Regions from separate parts of the Mus musculus genome. Here all the other regions are linked to region 2. A link is a loop called in an ENCODE intact Hi-C map of the cell type or tissue named here. Cell type or tissue: left cerebral cortex. All regions are shown on one strand.

Region 1 (8,000 bases), 57 kb after region 2:
CCTCTGATTTATTATTAGTGCCGCTCCATTCCTACTACTAATAAAGATTGTTCAAGTCAGCAGTAACAAGCAGGAGAAGGGACTGCTTGTTCCTTCTGTCTCAAGTAGGAAACTGAAATAAGTTCCATTTCTGGCTCAACACACTGCCATCACAGGACTTTAGTGACATCTCAACAACTGCTTCTGTGTGCATCTTACTCCTTTCGGATTTCCCCAACAGGCCTCATCATTAAACCTAAGCTCAAAACAACACAAAATATGTATACTCAGCTCGATGGAGGTTCTTCAAAGCCAACATTAAGAGGCTGACTTGAGTGGCTCTATTTCTCACCTACCTGGACGTGAGAGCAACAGGGTGGGGGAGGCTTATCTGAAAAAGAACTAAGATCTAAGATGAGAGGCCTGCAAGCATCCAAATGTCTGTAGTCTCCTTTACGACTGCCAGATTTAGTGGGTGGAGAGAGGGACAAGCACGGCCCTCAAGTCATGGGGTTAGGTGGGCAGGTGATCCCAGTCATCCTCAATGCCCTAACACTGACCTTCAGATCGCTGAGACACTGACCCAATTTCCCCACACTATGGCTGGAGATAGGGAAAAAGAAATTGCTTTCACTGGGCTGAAGAGCTGGTGTGTACACATCTCTTCAGAAGATTCTCAAACTGAAATTTAGACACAAGCCATTTTTGAGAAGCAAATCCAAAAGGTACTTAAGTCATTTTGAAGTGGTTCATAGGCAATTTATCATCAATACTATTTAATAGCAATTCTTGTACCTCAGAGGCTTGAAGAAGCAATAAACCCCCAGCTATAAAACCAGGATGGCACTACGTTTCTAAGAAATAATATAAAAGAAAATGAATGCAAGCCCTAAAAGGAGGCTTGTCAGCCACACCCCAACCACCGCTAGCTGTCACCCCACAAGCAGCAGTGGTCCTCACTGCTGTTGCCCCGCACAGTGCAGCTCAGCATCCATTTCAAAAGGATCCAAGTCTTTCAAAAGCATTGCGGGCAGAGGATTTCTTCTGACTAAAGCCAATCTTCCAGTAAGCAATACCAGTAACTCTTGTTTGCAGGAGGTTTTGCATGATGGCTTAAAATCCAGGTAGAAAGGAATGTGCCTCAATAAACAGGAAGGGTATGTTCTCTTAAAAGGCCAATGAGTTAAATCTATTAGTACTGATTTCCAATCAATAGACTGCCTCAGTTTTAGATGTATGTAATTTACAGATTTAATCTCAGGAGAAGACTTTCTGCTGAGGTCATTGGAGAGGAAATGCAGCCAGAGACTGACGAGGCTGTGTCCATCTTTGCTCCAACCATGGAGGGGCTAAGCATGGCTCATTCCTCCGGGATAACAATGTTCTTGTTGGGCTTCTAATAAATCAAACTCTGCAAACTCTGCAGTTATGAACACTGTGACTGACTCAACGTCAGGATCAAGAGCCTGTAAGAAGGTGGCACAATAGTGGGTGGTCCTGTTGACACAGAAAAATAACTGCTACGGGAACATAGGCCTACAAAGAGGGAAAAACACAATCCCAAGGCAGATCCTTTCTGAACTGTTTACACAAATACACACTGAACGAAACCAAACAGAAGGCTGCATTCCATCAACTCTCCTGATCCTTACAGCTTAGCCAGCATATTGAAATATTCTGAAAAGCAAGCACATGGAGCCCAAAACGGTGCTTGGGGCATTATGCAGTCATTGTTACAGGTACACTTTAAAAACAGACTGCTGAAAAATAAGCCTCTCTGTTTGAATCAGTTGTTAGATGAGAGATGGCTACTACTACACACTATCATACCAGAACATACAATATCCCAGTCGGTCTGCTTGTAAAGTTTAAATTTTAATCGAGTTTCTGAAAGAGTTCTCCTTGGCTATGAGAGAAACAAATGAGCTTTACTGTCTGTGGGAAATGAGCTGGTGAGAACTAATTTACACCTGAGGGTAAGCATAACAGGATTCATTCTCCAGTAAGTAAAATACTCAAATATTTAATATAGTTTGGCAATGTTTTCTTTGCTTCAATTATAATCTGATACCATTTGGTGAATTACAGATAAAAAACAACTCACCTACTCTAATGCATCTCTCACGGTTTCTAAAATCATCCTAAAAAGCAATGACTGATCTTTAGAGCAATCTCAAGGTAGAAAAATAGTTTTACTTTCAGCCAGGAGCCATGGTGCTAATAGGGCCTGGCTGATCAAATCTGAATCCGGTTCTTCCTCTACACACCCGTAAGTGTCCAGAGCTGGGTGTACCAAATACAACGCCCATCTCAGCCCTTTCTCTTTGGCAAAACTGTGAGGCTGGCCTGTGCGAGCTGCCCATCTCCCCAGACCTGATTCACCTACATTGTAACGGCTTTAGCATATTCATGACAGAGTAGTACTACAACAGCCACGGGGCTCTCATTCACAGTATCTCAAAAACAGTATGCATACTATTTAAAACATTATTCTGGAGCAAAACAAACTAAGGAATTGCTTTAAAAAAAAAAAAAAAAAAGAGGCAAGACAAAAGTAAGACACACGGGGAAAGCCTGCGCTGTAGCCCCGCTGGCCACTGCGGATCTGTCTGCGTATACTCAACACAACACGGGTTAGCTTAGACCGTTATCTGAAAAATCATTCTCTCACGGCAATATGTGCCTTTCCCTGCTTGTCTAGGAAGTCTCAAATAAGGTATTTCTGTCACATGACGTCTTTGAATTATTCAAATTAGAAACACTCAGAAAAGGCTCTTCATTTTCTCTTGGACTAATTTCTTTTTTTTAGCTAATTACTGTAATTACTGTATAGACAGTATTTTCTAGTTAAGCTCAATGGGCTTGGTGATAAAATACTTCTGATAAAGTATACAATTCTTGAAGGACACAATGTGAGACATTTTACATGAGACCCAAAGAGCAGTTTGCTAGGAGGTGTCTGTCAGTCAAGGCCTTTGCACACGGAGCCACTGTAAAAGTGGGGACCCTCAACAGTCAAGCGTTATTTTTGGTTAAAATTCTAAGCTATGTCAAGTCCAACATTCGTTTTAAAAATTAAATGTGTTATTGCCTAGGAGAGCTCTCTCCAATGCTTGGTCAGTTACTAACAAACATGGTTTTCACACTGGGGACCGACAGTAACTTTCTGAATACAATGTTCTGGTACATTTTGTGAAGTCATACAAGAAAAGGTTTTATATTTTCAATTCCTAGAACTGCAAACTTTGCCTTTATTCTTCTTAAAATTGCTTTGTCTTACAATAAAATACATACATATACATGAAGAACCTTTTAAACAAGTATGCTTTTGAACCTCATACTGAACAAAAACAAATTCAATAAAAAATAAGTCTGGCATACTGCACATTAAACACTGCAAGGGGCAACAGCACAAGAAACACCAGGGTCTTCCCTGGGACACCCGTGGCTGGATAACCCACCTGACTTGTGAAAAGGCTACAGAAACCCGAGCGCGGGATCACCGTGCTCCTATGCGGATTTGGGCCCAACAATGAATTCATACAGAAAGTTAAACTTTAACCCTGGTGTGTTCTGGAGCCTGCTGGCACGTGAACACTCAGCCTTTGTCCCTCCTGCAGGAAATCATGTTCTCCTTCTAGCCCTCAATTCCAAACGGTAGTGTTTAAATGGATCCCTCATCCAAAGCGAGGCATGCCCTCCCTATCTATCCCAGCCTGCACCCACAGCTTCCACAGCAGGTCCCTCCCAGGTCTTGCTGTGGGAACGTGAGGCAGCCACTGGCAGAGGCTGAGCAGAACCTGCAGGGTATTTCTCACTGCACCTAAAACAGCTCCTGATGGAATCCATAAGAAATGTTTTTCCATTTTAAAGTGTATCTAAAAAAGATGGTTTCCCCTCCAAAATTAGTACAAAGTTAAAAGAAATGCAAATTAGCTACAATTTATTCCAAGCACAGCACCGCCAGAAGACGCACACACACTATTTGGTGTCGGCTCTCCTCGCACTCTGTTAAGGCAGTGGCTTCCACAGGTCAGTTCGGAGAGAAGAAGCGAAGTTCATGGCAGTTTGCTTTGCAACTCCATCGTTTTTCTCTGGGAACATCTCACTTCATTCCCTGAAATTAGTGCTTTTGGTTCTGAGCTCCGGAGGCTGGGCTGGAGCCTGGGGGCTCTTCCTGGCACGGGATGGTGCGGCTGGGGCTCTCGGCAGGTCCCGGTTCCACACGGGAACAATAGCACTCCTCTTCTGTCTCAGGCGTTTACTCAAAAGTCATCAAGTTTGTAGGAACCTGAAAAATACAAGCAGCCCACACTGATGGCTACCACTCCAGCCGACTGCTTAGCTGTTTCTACTAAGTCCCTGGATACATCTCTGTCACTGAATACCTCTGTCACAATGTCCTAAAGTGAATCATCCCTCAAATCCACTCTGCGGTGAGGGGGGATTGTGTAACTTGAAATTTAACACATAAATTGTATTATTATGTAACACATAAAATATAGTTTCCTATTAAATAATGTGTTTAACAATTTATATAAAATTTAACAAACCAAATTCAGCATTTATTTTGTCTTGTTATTTAGCCAAGCCCACATCACGCTGACCTACACATCTCTCTTGAGACAGACTCAGCTTTTAGCCCAGGCCACCCTTGAGCTTGTGAGTGCTGGGAGTTAAACATGAGCCACCACTCGGTTTAAATGTCCTTCACAGGGAATTTGTTACAAGTTGCTTTGTGTGGTTTACAACAGTGAGTCTAGCATGCCACATCACTAGAAAATCACGGTTAATACGCTTTTCCAAGTTGATGTGCCTGGACAGGAGGAAGGACACAGTTTTTGTGCCTTACAGGGGCCTAATGGGTGTTTACCAAAATAAATAAATGAATCAAAGAAATATGGCAAACCTTGTAGAACAGAATTCCATACAATTACCATCAATTTAAAAAGCTACACTGACTGTTTTATAGCAATCATGAAGGACTTTTCTATGAAAACTTCAGAAATACTAAAGAGTCAAATCTATTAGGAAAATTATCTGACACTTTCTGACTTAAAATATATGCAACAGTTTAGCACTTTGAGATTACACTGTATTTAGTTTGATTTCTTTTTTTTTTTAAATTAGGTATATTTTCCTCATTTACATTTTCAATGCTATCCCAAAGGTCACCCATACCCACCCCCCTAATCCCCTACCCACCCACTCCCCCTTTTTGGCCCTGGTGTTCCCCTGTACTGGGGCATACAAAGTTTGCAAGTCCAATGGGCCTCTCCTTGCAGTGATGGCCGACTAGGCCATCTTTTGATACATATGCAGCTAAAGACAAGAGCTCCCGGGTACTGGTTAGTTCATATTGTTGTTCTTAGTTTGATTTCTTATATGTCTGAATTAAAAGAATTACTGTGTTGGGGATGAAGCTCAGAGGCTTCAACACACTGGTCAAATGTCTTCCCATGGGGCACAATTCCAGTCTCTAAAACTCAGGACTCTCTACCTAAGGGCTACTGAGTTTCATGGAGCTACTAGCACAGGAATCCTAAGTGCTGGCAGAGCTGCTAGGTCAGTGGTCCCCTCCTCACCCATAAAGTGGCCCAGTGGCTCTCACAGGCCAGCAGACTCTCTCTGAAACCTGTTACCCTCTGGAGCTGAAGTTATAGGTAGTTGGGTCACTAGATATGGGTGATAGGACTTGAACTCTGGTCCGTACAAGAGCAGCAAGCATTCTTAGCCATGGGGCAATCTCCAGCCTGACATGCTAGCTTTTGCATGGAGAATTCTACTAGATAATCTGCCTGTACTCCAGACACAGGCATTCTAAAAACCTCTAGCTTTATCTGCACACTTGCTGTCCCCAAACTGTCCCTCCACTCACCCTGTTCTTATGCAGCTTGTTCCTTCCAACCACTCACTTCAGTATCACTCTGGGAAGGCTCAGTCACATATTTACCTACCTGTCTTTCTCTCTCTAGTTTATATTACATAGTTTTGTTTACTTATATCTTTATATCTTTCTTTCTTTCTTTTTTTTTCTTTTTTTTGAGACAGGGTTTTTCTCAGTGTAGCCCAGGCTGTCCTTGAACTCAGAAATCCACCTGCCTCTGCCTCCTGAGTGCTGGGATTAAAGGCGTGTACCACCTTATATCTTTAGTAGGTGTGCTCAGCTACTTATATCTTTCTAAAACAATCTGTCTCTTAAACACATGAATAAAAGTTTGAAGATACAGTTTCTGAAGATGAAGAGAAGGAGGAAGAGGAAGAGGAGGAAGAAGAAAAGGAGGAAGAGGAAGGGGAGGAAGAGGAGGAAAAGGAAGATGAGGAGGAGGAGGGGGAGAAGGAAGATGAAGAGGAAGAAGAAGAGGAGGAGAAAGAGGAGGAGGAGGAGGAGGAGGAGGAGGAGGAGGAGGAGGAGGAGGAAGAGGAAGATGAGGAGGAAGAGGAGGAGGAGGAGGAGGAGGAGGAGGAGGAGGAGGAGGAGGAGGAGGAGGAGGAGGAGGAGGAGGAGGAGGAGGAGGAGGAGGAGGAGGAGGAGAGTTCACCTGTTGCTTGTTACTCTGGCAGGCCGCGCTCAAGTGTTTAAACCACAGCATTGCATTCATCCTGCTGCCAGCTTGAAACTTGTATGAATTTCCTGTAATTGCCAAAAGCAAGTAAAAAATAATCAGTTTAAAGACTATAACACAATATTCCTGCCAGATATGTAAGACTGAATGAAATATGACTACAGAGCTCAGTTTCAGAATTTCCCAATGGAAATTCTTTATGCCATCTGCTCACAGGACCTAACATTTAGAAAGTCACCTTTCTACCATGCATACAGTAAACGTGATTATGGTTCCTTCTCTGTGTAGGGAGTCTACAACTCTGCTCATGCCAGCCCCGAGCCCTGCTTCTCAATGCATCCTCTAAAAGCAGTACAGAGGTTTCACCTGTTCATGATTCTATACATCTACCACTTAAATAGTCATTCCTAATTACATCAAATAGCCAGTTATATAACACCAACATTGTTAAGACATATGCCAAGTTATTACAAATGTTCATATCTTCTGGGGGGATCTCTGGGGGCTTCCGACTTGCTAAGTGCTCTACCACTGAGTTTAAAATCTCCAGCCCCAGGAAGACAGCAAGTGTTTCTCTTTTAGGAAGTTACCCTGTGTGAACCTGGCAGCTCCTGTGTCTAATCTCATTCAATGTGAGACAAGACGGGTACGTGATGAGGGTGTTTTACACGGCTCCATAAAGTAATGAGGAAGGGGTGGGGCGAGCACTGATCTGTGAGCTGCAGCGTGCTGAGCCCAGCTGTCTTCTTTTGCCACTCATCTCCTAGGATGCAGAGCCTGCACCCAGCAGTGCTCAGAGCCCTCCGAGAGGCTCCTGAAGCCTCCTCACCTGCAGAGGCTGCTGTCCTGTCTTCATGGGATGCTCATAAAGCCCCTTAGTCCTGTTCTGTTTGCTGAACTCAGGTAAGCATCGCTACTTAATCGGAATAGAGAGGTCTGCAACTGCAACTCGTCAAGGCTACAATCTACACAGTAAATACTGGTGCTTGTACGAACCATAAAAACCTGGGTACTCCGAAATAGTTCTAGGAAGTTCGCTAAGAAGATGGAAGGAAACCGAAGAGTTTGTTAATAAAACTCAATATCCCATTTTAAAAGTGCAATTTTATGATGAGTAGCCATGAGATTCTACGGGACTGAGGCTTTAATTTAGAGAGCTGGGAGTAAGGTGTTCTTACTCTGTAAGCTGATTTACAGCCAATTTGGTGCGACTTTTTTCTTGCATCTACTATACAAATTAAAATTTTAATTTAAAATTATAATACATGAAAAGCTATTTGTTGATACAAAAATCACACCTGAAGAGATGTAAATATTCAGTGGTGAAGTTAATTAAAGGTGATCTACTTCAGTAAGAGTTGCTAAGTGGACGATTTGGAACAGATGTGCAAGAATTCTCCAGATGGACTTGTACGTGGTAGCTGTCAGAAACAGCTGGCAGCTGCTGTGAAGGAA
Region 2 (8,000 bases):
CATCAGCCTCAACGCTAGCCTTCACAAAGGAGAAACAAGACCTTGGGGCTGAGCGGACTATGTTAAACATGTATCCTCCTTCCCCAAACACCATCTGAGAAATTTTAAGAACTCCCAAGGACCAAGCAGAAGACATCAACAGCTGCTAAGAAGATGGCGTGGAGAGAGAGGAAACTGAAGGGGTGGGCGCCAGCTTCCTCAGCAGACAGTAAAGACAAGCAGAGAAGAGGGGCAAGCGGTGGCCAGGAGGACAGGGGCCACCTCTTCTCATTCCCGTGGAAGAGACAGGACATTCGTCCTGGTGCAGTCGAGGGTGCAGAACAACACACTGCAAAGCATCTCTGGAGCCGGAGGCCACCATGAACATCTGGCGGTTCAGTCGCGGTACATCCTCGTGCTCCATGATGGACAGGGGAGCTGCAGGGGTTGCCCGGTCTTGCTCGCCTGCGCCCAGAGCAGGCATGCACCTGCCACAACTTGTGCTAAGCAAAGGCAGCTTCGTGGCGCTGGTTCCCTCTCATCTTGGCTGTTACCATCCAAGAGAGCTATTCTCTGTAGGATTTCTCTGTGGAAAACTGGCCAACCGGAGAAAAAAAGGCCTATTGCTACTGAAATTAGATTCAGGCAACAAAATAAGCAGGCATCAGGCCTGCTCATGCTGGATAAGAGCCCAGTAGGCCCCATGCCCTGTCCCCTGCTTACAGAAGCCCCACTCAACACCCTAGATAGCCTGGGGCCTCCAGAGCGTGAGGAAAACATAACAAACGAGAAAACCAAACTTTACTAATTTTTTTCAAGTTTAAAACAGTCACCACACTGCTGCAACATACATGAGCAAGTAGAATTCATGTAAGTATGTACTGGGTTCTAAATTCCATATTCCTATGGAAAAAAATCATTATTTTTTATTTAATATTATTTATAGCTTTGGGCTTACAGTGAATGTTATACTGTCTATTAGGTTTTTAAATATGTTTAAAATTATCTTATCTATATGTGTGTTTTGTCTGCATGTTTTTGAGTGCCATGTATATGCCTGGTGCCCAATGAACCCATGAGAGGATGTCAGATCCACCAGGTCTGGAGTTATAGATGGTTGTGAGCTGCCATTTGGGTGCTAGGAATTGAATCTGGGTCCTCTGCAAGAGCAACAAGTACTTTAAACTGCTGAGTCATCTCCCCAGCCATAGATATATTTACAGCCATACACACACACACACACACACACACACACACACACACACACACACATATATGAAAGTACAGTGCACAGGGAAATGCAATATATTATATTTTATGTATATGTATGATGTCTCATATATATCATATATATGTGCCTGTTTTTCAGGCATACCCTCTCCCAGTTGGACAGTAAAGGCAAGGTCCATGTGGATCATAAATTCGTCTTATGGCACATATGTCCCCTCTCATGGATGAAGTAACTCTGATTGGGTCAAGAGAGCATGGGTAAGACATATGCACTCCTTACTGGTTCTGTTCACTGTGTACTCAAAAATGGCCAGCTCTAATTAAGATGACTTCAGTTCCCAGTTCCTGCCACAAGACCCATAAAAGCCCATGGCAGGGCAACATGGGGTTTCCATCTGTGGAGCCCCTCTCATTTTCACTCTTGGGATTCTGGGTTGTTTTTTTTGTTGTTGTTGTTGTTGTTAATTAATTAATTAATTATAATAATAATAATTATTATTCTTTAATTCTTTTTACATCCAGTCATTATCCCCCTCCCAGTCCACCCTCTGACTGTTCCTCATTCCATTCCTCTCCCGCTCTCCTCCTCCTATGCCCCCCCATCTCCAAGAGGATGTCCCTACCCCACCCCACCCCATCCCACCAGACCTCCCCACTCCCTGGGCCCTCAACCTCAAGTCTTTCAAGAGTTAGGTGCATCTTCCCTGACTGAGTCCAGACCCGGCAGTCCTCTGCTGTATATGTGTCTGGGGCCTCATATCAGCTGGTGTATGCTGCCTGGTTGGTGGCTCAGTGTCTGAGAGATCTCGGGGGGGTGGTGGGGGGGTGGGGTGGGGGAGGTCCGGGTTAGTTGAGACTGCTGGTCTTCCTATGTGACTGCCCTCCTCCTCAGCTTCTTCCAGCCTTTCCCTAATTCAACCACTGAGGTCCCCAGCCTCTGTCCATTGGTTGGGTGCTAGTATCTGCATCTGACTCTTTCAGCTGCTTGTTGGGCCTCTCATAGGGCAGCCATGCTAGGCTCCTGTCTGTAATGGTTTGTTTTTCTTCTGCTATGATAAAGCATTGACCTAAAGCAACCTCGGGGTGGGGCTTGGGGGAGAAAGGGTTTATGTGACTTACAAGCTGCAGTTCATTTTCAAGGGAGGCAACGGTGGAAACTCAGGCAGGGACTGAAGCAGAGGCCGTGGAAGAACCTGCTACTGGCTTAGCCCTATGGCTTGCTCAGCCTGTGTTCTTATTCAGCCCAGACCTGGCTGCTTAGGGATGGATTCGGCACATTAGGCTGAGCCCTCTTACATCAAATAGCAATTAAGAAAATTCCTCACAAGGAGAGGCCCTTGGGGCCTGAGGGTGTTCGATGCCACGGTGTAGGGGAATGCCAGGGTGGGAGGACAGGAGTGGGTAGGTGGGAAGCACTCTCATAGAGGCAGGGGGAGGGGGAATGGGATAGGGGGTTTCCAAAGGGGAGACCTGGAAAGGGAAAAACATTTGAAATGTAAATAAAGAAAATATTCAATAAAAAAAAATTTCCCACAAGTCAATCCGATGGCGGCAATCCTTCAGTTGAGAGTCCCTCCCTCTTCCTGGGTGACTCTAGGTTTGTGTCACCTTGAAACCAACTTTTCCTTAATAAATCTGTGTCCACTATGCCTACTGCTCAACTGTGGTTCCTGCTTCTCCTTGGGTTTGAGACAAGGAACTTGGGATCCACTGACTCTGGGTGGCCGTGGTTATTATCTGATTGTCAGGGATCCTAGCGACCCAGCTAAACTCCGAGAGCAGCAACAGGCTCTTCTCTCAGTAAACAGATGTCAGTTTCACAAATGGTAACCAATTCAAAAACAGAAAAACTGTGATGCGATGTTTATAGTGAAAACAAGGTTTAATGCCAGCTAATTTCTTTATTATTTCTGGGGTATGTGGAGCATCTTAAATGTCATCTAGAAAGTACAATGTACAGCAAAATATAATCTTTAGTTGAAAATTTTCATTTTATAACAATGAATTTACCTTTTGTCTCCTTAAAGGGAGCTTGTATACTTTAATTTTTTTCTGAAGACAGGTTTTTATATTTTGTTGTAAGTGTCCCCTCACTCCTGCCCCAGCTTTTGTATTTTTGTATTTTTAAAGCCAAACTACACAACTTTCAGTGTGAAAGACACCAAAACTAACAAAAATAAACAGAGAAAGGGACTTTCTGGGTAACAAAGGGAATGTAAGACACCAAAAACCCCAACCCAACCCAAACCAAAACAAGCAAAAGAAACCCCTGAACCATTAAAATAATTACAGTGATGCCCAGAAAGATCACAGTCCAGTTTTCCCTTCTTTTCTTTTCTTTCTTTTTAAAATTTTTTAGTTTTTTTCTATTGTTCTTTTGGTGTTTTGGGAGAGTCTGACTATGTAGATTAGGGCTGGTCTCTAACTTACAGATATCCATCTGTTTTTGAGTTACCATGTCCAGCTTAAGGCACAGCATTTCGTTTTGTTTTGTGTTTTTAAAGGGGAAAGGTGCCATTTAAAGAAATGGATACAACTGCATAAGAAGCCAGTCTTGGAAACTACTAACAGTTTTATCCCACTGGGGACTGTAAATACCAATTGTGGAAATCTCCTAGGAGTAAAACAAAAAACAAACAAACAAAAATCAAAGTAATGGAAAAAAAGAAAGGTCAAAGGTCATCCTGCAGGCGTTTCAGTGGGAAAGACCAGAGAATGAGCGCACATAATCAATTAAGCATACTAGAAAGCATTTCAGTGCCACGTTCATAAATCACTGGTCCAAAGGCATGGCGGAGAAATGAGGCCCACAGCCAGGTACTTAATCTTGAGTTGTCAGAGCATCGAGAACGCAGAGATGAGCTGGGTAAGGAGAAGTCACATACAAAGCGCAGGGATGAGGACAAAGGCGGCACACAAACCAGGGCACGAGGAACAGTGCCTTCAGAGTGATCGATCCCTTCGCCTTTTTGCACAGGACCGTACTAAACAGTAACTCCACCAAAATGAAGTGTAGGCCGAGGCAGAGAGAATTAGGATCAAAAAGGAACTGAAAGGAAGCATAGCGGGTTCCATAGCAAGGAGATGAGAGCTTGCTACGGTGGTTTGAATAAGAAATGAGCTAGCTCCACGGTCCTGCATTTGAACATCTCGTCTCCAGTTGGTGGCGCTGTTTGGGGAGCTTTAGCCGGTGCAGCGGTGGGGCTGGGATCGGTGGAGGAGGGCTTTGAGCTTAAAGCCTTGCAAAGTTTCAGTTTGCCCTCTCTGCTTATGTTTATAGCTAAGTATGTAAGCTCTCAGCTTCCTGGTCCTGCAGCCCCACTTAACCCTTGCCAGGCAGCTCATAACTACTGTAACTCCAGCTTTCTGTATTCTTGATGCTAATACCTGGCTGTGGGTCTCATTTCTCCACAATGCCTTCGGTTGCTTTGAATGGTGTCTTATGGAAGCAATTAAAGAAAATAAATCATCCTCTGAAGAGAGCGATGTTTGGAGAAAAAAATTAAAGCATCCCGCTGTGGTTTGAGTCATCATGGGGGGGGGGAGGTGGCATGGGGAGAGATGAATGATAAACTACACGGAGAATAAAGCAAAACAACAACAGCAGGTATTCTTTTAAATTGAGCTTCATTTGTACTTTTCATATACGTATGTGGCCGTGTCTCTCTTCTGCCCTAGGTTTGGGGGTGTCCTGAGAGGTCAGATCCCCTGGATCTGAAGTTGTAAGAAGTTATGAGCTGCCTGCCACAGGTGCTGGGACCTGAACTCTGTTCCTCTTGAAGAGCATCAAGCGATCATAACCGCGATCTAACCGCTGAGTCATTTCTCTAGTCCCACAAAGGCAGTCTCTAAGGCGGGTATGGGGTAGAGGTGGGGACTCTAAAGAAAGGAAATGAGTCTGGATTTAACATGGAGTAGTATTTGCCCAGAAACAATAAAAGTACTAAATATTGGTTATTATTTTTTGGCATTACTTTTTGATTGATATGTAGTAATTATATGCATTTTGGCATGGCTTATTTTAATACAGTGTATGCTGAATATTTAATTTTTTTCTATTTTTAACTTTAAAATGTTTTAATTTTTGGTTTGGGAGCTGGTTCAGTCCATAATGGCCTTGTCCAAGTGCAGGGACTTGGGCTGGCGTCCTAAGCATGCACTTGAAAAATCAAGTCAGACAGGAGAGTGTACGCCTATAATCCCATTGCCAGAGCCAGTGGTGGAGACAGGAGGATTCCTAGGACTTGCTGTATAGCCAGGCTAACTGAAATAGCAACCTCTGGTTCTGAGTGAGATCCTGTGTCAAATAAGGTGGGGGTTAACTGAGGAAGACTTCTGGTATTGACCTCTGGCCTCTACAGGCCGACACCCACAGATGTACTGCACACTTCTCTCTCTCTCTCTCTCTCTCTCTCTCTCTCTCTCTCTCTCTCTCTCTCTCACACACACACACACACACACACACACGTTGTAGTCTGTTAAAATGCATAACTAATCATGTCAGACTCTGTTGCTCTTTTGTGCTACAAAACATTAGATTGGCACCAACTGTGGTTTGAAACCGTTCTCCACTCTCTACTGTCGAACAGCTGATTGTTAAGTGGGCCAGTGGAAGTGTGTGTGTGTGTATGTGTGTATACACATGTGAGCATGTGTCTGGGGATCAGAAAAGTATATATGTAAAAGAGATGAATCTTCGCCTTTTCTGGTGACAGTCAATAAAGAGTGTCTAAAATGAAAATTAGATCAAGATTAATAGCCTTTTAAAATGTGTAGTTAAAGTTTTAAGAATGGGTAAGGAAATACAGGAGGTTGCCCTCAGAGTCAGAGTCTCTGAGGGAAAGTACTCGCTGCACTGTTGTTTGTATTTTATGCTTTTAAGTAATTCTTAACTTCGGAAACTATGAAATTATGCATAACTGTATAACACTATAAAAATCAATGCCAGTTGTTCAACATCTCTGCTTCCCTTCAGTTTTATATTGTACTACCCTCTGCCCCCCTGGCCCACTGAGTTCACAGGCATCTAAGACAGTGTCAGACTCACCTGAAATCTACCAGAAACAACCAGAAAACTATCTCTCTCCCCACTTCTAGGAGAGAAGCTGCCAGCCAGCAGCTTGGCGGTAGGGTGAGCCTCCACCTTGCTTCTGAGCTGGGAGCGCCTTCCAGATTCAGTGCTTTTTCCAAATCAGAACAGAAACCCTAACTCTCCACTCCTGGCCCCCAAGCTGACCAAAGTGACTTTGCAGGAATAGTCATTAAACTGGAGGAACCTACAAAAGGAGAACCATGCACAGCCCTAAACCACAAGGCTTCTTCGATTGCTTTTGTCCTTCGGAGACAGCAGAATGGATGGGCTGCCCTGGGAGACCTGGCAGATGGGAAACTCGTTAGAGATGCAAGCTTCAGAGAGAAGGACCCGTGTATGTCAGGAGTTTGGGGGGTATTCACTGTTGCCTGGAAACCAGAGACCAAATAGGAAACAGGAAGCCCCGGGAGAAGAGAAGAAGGAATACTTGAGCTTCGTTTCCAGAGGTGAGGGCTGCCTGCCAAGGCCCGAGGGCAGCTCTGTGCCTTATTTCTCCTCCAGCCTCAGACAATCAGCACTATTTCCCCTGGCTCCCACTCCTTCCCAGCCTCTCTTTGCACCTCTTAGAGTCTAGGTGAGCCTGTAATGGTGTCCGAGGACATATTTGTGTGTGTGTGTGTGTGTGTGTGCGTGCACGTGCACGCACTGAGCCTTGGGCCATTTTCTGGAAGAAGTCTCTGACGAAACTGACAGTCTAATAGAAAAATTGCCTCACCTCTGGGTTTCTTGCAGCTGTTTGGCTACTCGGGCCATGGACTCCCAGGTCTATCTGTGTGACCCTGGGTGAGGCAGGGTCTGTCTGAGTTTGTCCTAGAAACTGCAGCTGGAGCAGTGTTTGGCCAAGTTGGAAGAATTCCTAGCGTACAAGGGAGCACAGAGCATAAAACCCGAATGACCTCTATTCTGGGAACCTGCTGAACACACCAAATAGGTCCTTTACTGAGGTACACACAGGCCTAGCTAAAAAGGGTCACTCAATGGGCCATTCTGGTTCAGAGCATGGTCTTCATTGTCTCGTACATCTGTCTGTCACTCCAAATGCAGGTGGAACCTCTTCCTTATTCCCATCTTGGGAGCCAGATTATTGTACCCACACCATGGGTATTTTTTTGGAGTTAGCACCTGTGCACTTGAAAGTTTGGGAGGAGGGTATGAACTTGGGGATCAGGCAGACTGATCCCCATCACTGAAGCTGGGACAGCTTTGCCTCAGCTTCTTCATTTAGAGACCCATGGGAATCCTATGGGTTCAGTGAGGCCATGAGGATTTGGGTATTTGAAATCTGGGTCTTGAATAGACATGGCTCCAGAGAGGATATACAAATGGTCAACAAGCATCTAACCAGGGTAAAACCAGCGGAAAAATACAGCCCCATACCTACACGAATGTCTATAGCAATGAAAAAGGAAAGGAGACCGTGATGGGCGTTGCAAGGCTGTATGGAGCCTCTGTACACCGAGGGGAGAAATAGAAATGCAGCTGTGGGGGAAAGGCTGGCGTCTGTGATCTCCATCTCCACGTCCCCAGTGGGCCACCAAGCCAGGTTTGGTGCTCCTCTGAACATTGCATCTCCAGTTGGTGGTGCTGTTTGGGGAGCTTTAGCCAGTGCGGCAGTCGGGGAGGGCTTTGAAGTTAAAGCCTCTCTAAGTTTGTAGTGAGGATGTGAGTGCTCAGCTTCCTGCTCCTGCAGCCACACTTG
Region 3 (8,000 bases), 110 kb after region 2:
CATACGTGTGGCAGTCTGCAAGTGTCATGGCACAGAAGGACTCTTACTTCACTGTCTCTATTTCTCCTGCAGGAAACTGCGCCCACTTCCATAAAGGAGGCTGGTGGTACAACGCCTGTGCACACTCTAACCTCAACGGAGTATGGTACAGAGGTGGTCATTACAGAAGCAAGCACCAAGATGGCATTTTCTGGGCTGAATACAGAGGCGGGTCCTACTCCTTGAGGGCAGTACAGATGATGATCAAGCCTATTGACTGACACCTCCAAGTAAATGACACAGAACTTCACTTCCAGTTCCCCAAATCTAAACATTACACGTTACTCTGCACAACTTATTTTTACAGGTACAGTTTTTAAAATACATTTTACTACTATAAAAATGTATCTGTGAAAACAGTTCCATTCTCCTTCAAGGAAGATTATGCAAATCCTTGTTATTTTAAAAATTATATTGACTGAATATTGGTAAATGTAAATATTGGCCACAATGTAAAACAAATCTTAGCTTTATTTTGAATCAAATCCAAATACATGTTCAAGATACTTCATGATTTATTTAAAAAATATAAGTCTGCTCTAACTTTCACTGAAAAAAATTATTTCAAGAGTTCAGCCAATTAGTGCATTTTATTTATGAAAATACAGACAGGAAACTAGAGGAAAAAAACTCTAGTTTTGCCACTAGGAAATGTTTTTCCAGTAAGTACAACTTTAAAATAAAATTTTAAATTGAATTTATGCTTGTAATGATTTTCCTCTAATAATTTAGGACACAAAGTACAAAATGTATCACTTTAAAAATGCACAACTAACACCCTCATTACATAAACAAGTTAATTTCTTGACAGTCATGATATGCTAATATCAAAATCTCCTGATACACGTTATGTAATGACAAAAGCAACAGGGTACTGATATCACAAAACAAAATCGCCAGTATACCAACTTTTTAATATATTTGAATTATGATTCTAAATGTATTCATTATCCCCCTATCCCAGTCATTGAACTTTACCTCAAAAACACCCACCTAACTACGAGCTAGCAGTGTAGCTCAGTGGTACTGTGCATGCCTGGCATGTGTGAAGGCCTGGGTTTGATTTATAGCAATGGCAAAGGAAAAAAAAAATCTGTCTGTGACTTGTGAAAAAGATTGGATAGCTTTATACTTACATCTAAAAGAATTTCAACAATCAGTTAAAGACATTTTCCTAACAGTGAGGATACAACAGCCTTAAAGCAAACTCCATAGGCCCTGGCAGGTTCAAACTGCTAACTCATTTTACAGTGTGTGTGACTGACCTTTGTCCTACTTTGTCTAACTCATCTTCCCAATCATCTCCATTATCAGGGCCTCCTAGAACCACTTCCTCCCAGTAATTATTCACTTGTTACAGCTAATCATCCATCAAGCTAAAATCATAAAGATGTGAGACAGATGGTAAGGTAAAGTGAAAATGCAGCAGAACTAAAGGAGCACCCTGTCCACACGGGGGCAGTTTAACACGGACAGCCACACAGACACCCTGTCCACACGGGGGCAGTTTAACACGGACAGCCACACAGACACCCTGTCCACATGGGGACAGTTTAACATGGACAGCCATAGGCAATCCAAGTTCCCATGCATCACAGAGGCAGTGAAAACCCCTGGTAAAACCCATGACTGAGTGGCAGTGGCATTTGTCTTTGCCACCAACCAGCATGTCACACCTGACATCAGAGGCAAATCTTACAGAACCATCCCAGAACTAAAACCAGAACAAGGTAAAAGTAAACACACAAGATAGAAAACAAATGAGCTTTCAAATTGCCCTACCTTGTGGATGGATTCTACTCTACTGCACAGCTGGTGCAGGTTCGCTCTTGAGCTCGCAGAAACGTGGCTGAAGTACCATCTGTACTATTAACGACTGCACCCCCTCCACCGCCCTGGATGAACACTATCCAAGTTTGCATGAGCTTACAGTGACCCATGAGCTTTCCTTGTCAGTGATTATGACAGCGAGTTCTAGGACAGCCAGGGCTACCCAGAGAAACCTTGTCTCTCAGAAAAAAAACCAAACCAAAGCTAAAGAAGAACTGACAACAATAATTATATCAGGCACATATGGTTGAATGCCTAGTTGTTATTAAAACACGTTACTAAAGGGTCAACAACTGCAATTCTGTTTGTGGCTAGCAGTCACTTCTAAGTATCTGTTTCTGTTTGTTTGTTTTTTTGTTTTTGTTTTTGTTTTTTTGTTTTTAGACATTTATTGTAGAAAGGCAGAGAGGTAGAGTAGGGGAAGTAGAGACTGGCTTAATAACCTCTTTTAAAAAACCATAAGCACAAGAATATTAATTAACTCCATCCCCAACTGACATCTGTCACAAGTCTTTGAAAGTAGCCACCCTCACAACAGAAAGGACATCAGTGGGACTTTGAACGTACTTGACAGGAGTGAGGGTCAAAGGGATGGGGGGGGGGGTGGAGGGGTGGAGACTGCAGTTCTGCCTAAGGAGAAACCTACAGCCAGGTGCCACTGGCTAAGAGTTCAATCTCAGAATCCACAAGAAAATGATGGAATGTGCTCTACTGCTGGCTTAGAACATGATATATAATCAAAGGCCAGCAAGATGACTCAGCGGCTAAGGACAGCAGGTGCCAAGCCTGATGCCCTGAGTTTATTCTCCACACAGCACAAGGAGAGAACTTATCCAGCAAGTTGTCCACTGACTTCTGTATACACTCTCAATATCAATGAGTAAATATAAACATTTAAATAAGTAAAATTAATCCAGAGCATATATTACTTACTAAACCAAAGAAATGAAAGTGCAGTAAAATTCTTAAAATATAGATACCTACATGTTTCTCACCATTAGAGATCTTGATATCACTGTCGGTGACTTTTGTATATAACATTTTATCAAAGGAAAAGGGCAAGTATTTCTTTAGTTCCTTACAGAAAGAACTATAGGACGGGACTGGCAGTGTGGGCTGCTTGGTGGTAGACTGTCTAGCATGTTTGAAGACCTGGGTTCCATCTCCAACACAAGGAGGGGAGAAAATCAGTTATGTTGTGTAACCTGTAATCTCAGCTTGGGGACAGGGGACAGGAAATAGGACACAGATAGCATGAACAGATGGGAAGATCCTGAACTCAAGGCCTGCTAGCACACAAACACACCCAGAAGCCCAAAACAACAAAAGTAACTGCAAGAAGCAGGACCTTGTTGAAATATCTGAACAGAAATTACTGAGAATTATAGCCTTAAGAACTGCATATAGGATAGCAGACTTTTCTAACACCAACACTACACTGAAAAACTATATTCTGGGATCAACAACTGAAAAACACAAAACAAAACCAGATAGTCTGAGGGTTCTTTTAAATTTAGGTATGCCTTAAAATTTTTGTTAACTTTGATGATGGATTAAAAACCCACTGTGAGAAACAATACCGATCTCCTCTAACATAAGAAACAGCCACTCAGGAGGTGTAGTTACTGCCAGATTCCTTGTTCCTAAGGCCATGTTCAGTAGCATGTACCCTGGAATAGGGCTGCTGCATTCCCAGCTATGTGTCCAGCAGCAGCCCTAAATACAGTGCTGAGCAAGTACAGCTGCCAGCTGAGGCATGCGCCCTCCCCCTCTACTTCTCCTACTTCTCCCCCCCAACCCACGGGCACCTAAAGAACTGCAAACATGCCACATGAACACAGTTCTGTATGACAATAGAACAAATGAACAGGCCAGAAAGGGATCCTTTGAATTGGCAAGTATCTATTAAATATTTCCTTTTATTTACATGCTAAAACCTCCCATCCAAACCAAACAACCAGCCCAACAACAACAAAACAAGCCAAAGACAATGAAGGCCTTGCAGCGTGGGTTGGACAGAACAAGGTATTACAGAGAAGGGAGTGGATGGACAGCAACCCTGCAGGGCAAAGACCACAAAAGGGCAATCCTTCCAACAGAGTCCTCAGTGAAAATGTGATAGTTCCGCTGTAATTGAAAGGGAGACTTGGAAAGAGCTGTCTCTTTAAGGCTGAGAGAACTGTATCTCCATACATCAAAACAACTGACTTGCTGTCTACCACACAGCTGGAGAGCTACCAAAGCTTCTGTGCTCTGCTTCCCTAAGCGTGTGACAACTCACTCACTTTCAGTGCTAGAAATATGCCTTCCTCAGAACATATTCTAATTTGGTTACACTACTGCATTTTTCTGTGGCATGAATTAAGTAGAAACGAGGTTTAGAAAATACACATGAAAAAGTATTTACCATGTTTCACAAAATTAAATTATTTTTGAGCAATGTTCTAGTTCTCTCTCCACAGCGAAGTGGAATTTCCATGCCAAATCCCTCAACAAACCCCTTAAGATTGCTCTCCAGTGACAAGGACAAATGAATGCTGCTAATGGTTTTCAGATTTAAAGCAACAACTTTCATATAAAACCAATTTTTCCTTGACACTTGCCAAACTATTCCTCTCTACACAAACTGCACCCTTGTTTTGAGATTTCTTGACTATATTGTCCAACTGACCACTTTTCCACTTTTTTTGCCTTGAATGCAAACCAACAGAAGAGGCCATTTTTAAGGGAGGAGGAGTAGGGTGCCAGGAAAGTAATTTCTACTTCCTGAAATGTAGTACACGTTGATTTACTTTTGGCAATATGGAAGAATCTCATTACTATATAAATCCCTAACACTCCTTTAGAAAAATCTTTACAATGAATGATCAGTTTTGATTACTAACTTTTAATGTTTTTTAGTCTTAAAAATGCATTATTAGCACGTGTGTGCCTGGTGTGTCATGTGTTCCTGTAGAAGTGAGGGCACGGTTCTCTTTCCACCTTGATATGGGTTCAGGACTGTGTGGCAGGACTAAGCTTGCTGACCACCGACAGCCTCAACACCACCCTGAAACACTAGAGGATTAGAACACCTCTGTTAGGAAGCAGCTGTTCACCGATTACCCTGTCTCTATGCACTAAAGATCCTTTTGGTTGATGACATCTTTTCTCTAAGAACTTCTACAGACAAAAGGGAGAACGGAAGCATTGAAAACTGAGTATGAAAAGAACAGTGAAGTGAGTATTTGCTTCCAGACATCTTCAGTCGATTCTGCCCCATCAAATGTACAGAATCTTAAGAGTCATTTTGGAAGCTGTTCTAAGTATATTTTCCCATGAGTAGGATTCTAAAACCAAGGAATGTTAAATCAAGACCTAATTAATTTAAAATGAAATTAAATATGAAACACCAGCATAGAATATAAATCAGCAGCAAATCTTCTTTCTTCAACACACGTCATTACTACAGACCTCAAATGAGGAAAACGAACCATTTGTCTACAATGTAAAATAAGTCATATGAGGTTTACGTCAATATTTTCTTAAAAGAACCAAGTCTAAGGGCTGGAGAGGTGGCTCAGGGGTTAAGAACGCTGGCTGTGAAATCCTGAGGGTAGGAATTTGGATGCCAGCATCTGTGACAAGCTGGGCATCTGGAAAGTGAGCTCCAAGGGATCTGACAACCTGTCATGCACAACGTGCATCTAGGAGAGCGTCCACACACGCACACGCACACACAACTAAACTTAAAAACAAAACAAAACAAAAGTATGTATGCCTTGACAAATTAAACTGAACAAAGTTGCCCTATAAGAGAAGAACATTTCTCAAGCTGGAAAGTAAACTTAAGTCATAACTTGTCATGTGACAAGTTTCAAGTGTTTATGTCAACTGGTCCGTATCTTCTCACTCTTGAATGGGTGTTCTTCACAGAACAAAGTAATGGGTAGCAGCTTAGAAATGGTGTACAGATGACATTCGTGGGAACTAAAATAGAAGATGAGACTGGGATCGCTCTGCAGGAAGGGGAAGCATTCACGTAAGCACATGTTCAACTAGGAGCCAACGTAAGTATCTCAGGTTGACAATTTAGTTTCTAAAATTAAGTAGATAGACATACAGGCCCAACCTAGAGCGAAGTTATTAAATGATATATGGCAAATCCTAAGATCACTCTACTGTACTCAAGAGTATAGTGCAAAATAATTAGACAGGTATCTTTATATGACTACATATTTGGGGTGGGGGAGGTCAATGAAACAAAGCCCAGAGGCTTAGGAATTTCCAAGAGCAAAAATAACTAGCGTCTTAATTGCAAAATAAGATGAAGTCTGAGAAGTATACAGAAGAAAACCTACAGGATGCTGTCATGTGGTTGAGGAGGGATAGCGGCATGCTGAGCAAGAGAGCAACAACAGGACCTTCTCCTCAGGTAAAGTCAAAAGCATGCGACAGAAAAGTAAGACTTCAAGACACAAGCACATATAAGAAGAAAGGAAACCCGGGGTCATGTGAGAGCATACAGGAAAGAAAATGGTTCTGGTATTTTCTACAAATCAACACCTTCATGTCAGAGTTTTGCCTTGTCTGCTTTAACTCAAAGGAATGGCAGTGTTTCAGGCCCCAAGACAGGGAGACAAGGGGCCGTCTCCAACAGAAAACCTTTCCACATTCTGCTCAGCAACTTCCCTTCTTTCCTTTGTATACACAGAGGTTCATGAATATACACAACTTTATGCACACACAAACATATATGCTCACATACACAGCTTCAACTTCTGCACCATGTTTCCACTAAGAAACCATACAGAGCAAAGATCCCTGACCTGGAAAGCACAGCACAGGGATTAATTTGTCATTCTTCTCACTCCTAAATACAATTTCCCTACAAGATAACTAATTAAGGCATCTAATACAGAAAAGCAATTCAGTGAGAAGGCAATCACAGAATCAGAAAGTTTCTGAGTTAGTGAGTTTAGCAGGTATAACTGGGAGCATGCTAGAGAATACCATTAGACTGTGGATATCATAAATGAGTTCTTAGGACTGTAAGTCAGTTTCCACTCTAGGGCCCTTAGCTCTCAATTTTGAAGTAGGTGGACTAAAGGCATCACCAAAAGAAATGAGACTGAAATCTAAACATAAAGGATTAAGCATAGAAGAGCCTTCTTAGAACCAACAATCACCAATTCTCAGTCTAATGATCCCATGTAACAAAGGGTTATTAATGCTCCTACGGATCATCAAGACAAGGTTTTAAAAGCTCCTTTGTTCTTTCTTTCCCTCAAATTACATTCCTAAATATGGGTGGAGCTAAGCTATGATTGAAAAAAACCAAAAACCAAAAAACCCAATGCAGTAATCATTAACTACACGGTGCTTTGGGTTACTTATGCCTTCAATAGGGTGTGGGGCTCATGGAACCATGTCACCAGACAGAAAAGACTGATAAGGTTGAGCTGATTAAGGAACCCCAGCAATTCTCATAATTGAGAATGGTGGGCATTTGAATCTGTTCCAGACCTGTCTCCTGTCCTGGAGCATGTAACCACGACACCCCTTTAACATGACAACTGGCCATGTAGCACAGAGCCTAGAGTGCTCTATGCTAATAAGGTATAAAGATGGGTATCCAGAGTTTAGCCAATAAATTTACCTTCCTGGGCATCCCCTCCAACAAAAGGTACTTAATCTCTGGTCCACCCTGAGTACATTGTATGCATTCTTTTCCACCATGAATAAACAATTTGGACAAGCAAGGACTGTCTCCTCTATCAAGGGAAGCCGTCATCATAGAGCCACGCCTAAGTCTCCTGCAGAAGGCCCCTCTCACTCCTGGTGCTTTACCCAGAACTAAGCTGGATCACCCCCATACCCTTCACCCCAGGCTCATCTTAGGCATCTGGGTGCCCAGGAGTTTGAGAACCCCCAGCCTCAGTTCCAGCCTGTACCATTTCTCACCCAGAGAAACACAGGCTGGGGCCCTAACTTAGGCTTTGTTTCACGTCCCCTGTGCAGCATATCTGTGTGCCCCGTGAGCCTGAAGAAACACAGCCTAGCACCTCTGTATTTCGCCTCCCTGAGAGGCTCCATGACAACCTGGCGACAAGGCGAAATGCAGACCCACACCAGAGATCCTAGGACATCCC

What was found. A loop is a pair of places that touch in the nucleus more often than their neighbours do. Peaks named below come from ENCODE experiments on the same cell type or tissue, not always from the same donor. Only the 100,000 strongest peaks of a DNase experiment are listed, where the experiment ranks them.
Region 1: it touches region 2 in a loop (2.1-fold over the local background); 3 of 42 quality-filtered maps call a loop at or near these places.
Region 3: a loop joins it to region 2, with 2.4 times the contacts of the local background. A loop is called at or near these places in 2 of 42 quality-filtered maps.

Annotation. Positions count from the first base shown.
Region 1 is chr1:156,804,924-156,812,923 of GRCm38, forward strand. Ralgps2 (Ral GEF with PH domain and SH3 binding motif 2) reads right to left here. Exons shown (of 19, transcript NM_001159967.1): 18 at 6,522-6,613; 19 at 1-4,270. The coding sequence ends at 4,241. Among named protein-coding and RNA genes, the nearest start is that of Angptl1, 30 kb to the right of the region's middle. In left cerebral cortex, no CTCF peak of the experiment used is centred here; DNase peaks (open chromatin) are centred at 3,779, 4,415 and 7,287.
Region 2 is chr1:156,748,175-156,756,174 of GRCm38, forward strand. Gm39683 (a long non-coding RNA gene) reads left to right here. Exons shown (of 3, transcript XR_865660.1): 2 at 1,349-1,467; 3 at 4,888-5,087. Among named protein-coding and RNA genes, the nearest start is that of Gm39683, 7.8 kb to the left of the region's middle. In left cerebral cortex, a CTCF peak has its summit at 4,377 (motif pointing right); DNase peaks (open chromatin) are centred at 581, 4,368 and 6,698; H3K4me3 peaks cover 537 bases.
Region 3 is chr1:156,860,343-156,868,342 of GRCm38, forward strand. All of the region lies in intron 8 of Ralgps2 (Ral GEF with PH domain and SH3 binding motif 2), which reads right to left. It overlaps Angptl1 (angiopoietin-like 1), which reads left to right. Exons shown (of 5, transcript NM_028333.2): 5 at 73-736. The coding sequence ends at 260. Among named protein-coding and RNA genes, the nearest start is that of Angptl1, 25 kb to the left of the region's middle. In left cerebral cortex, a CTCF peak has its summit at 1,512 (motif pointing right); a DNase peak (open chromatin) is centred at 4,120.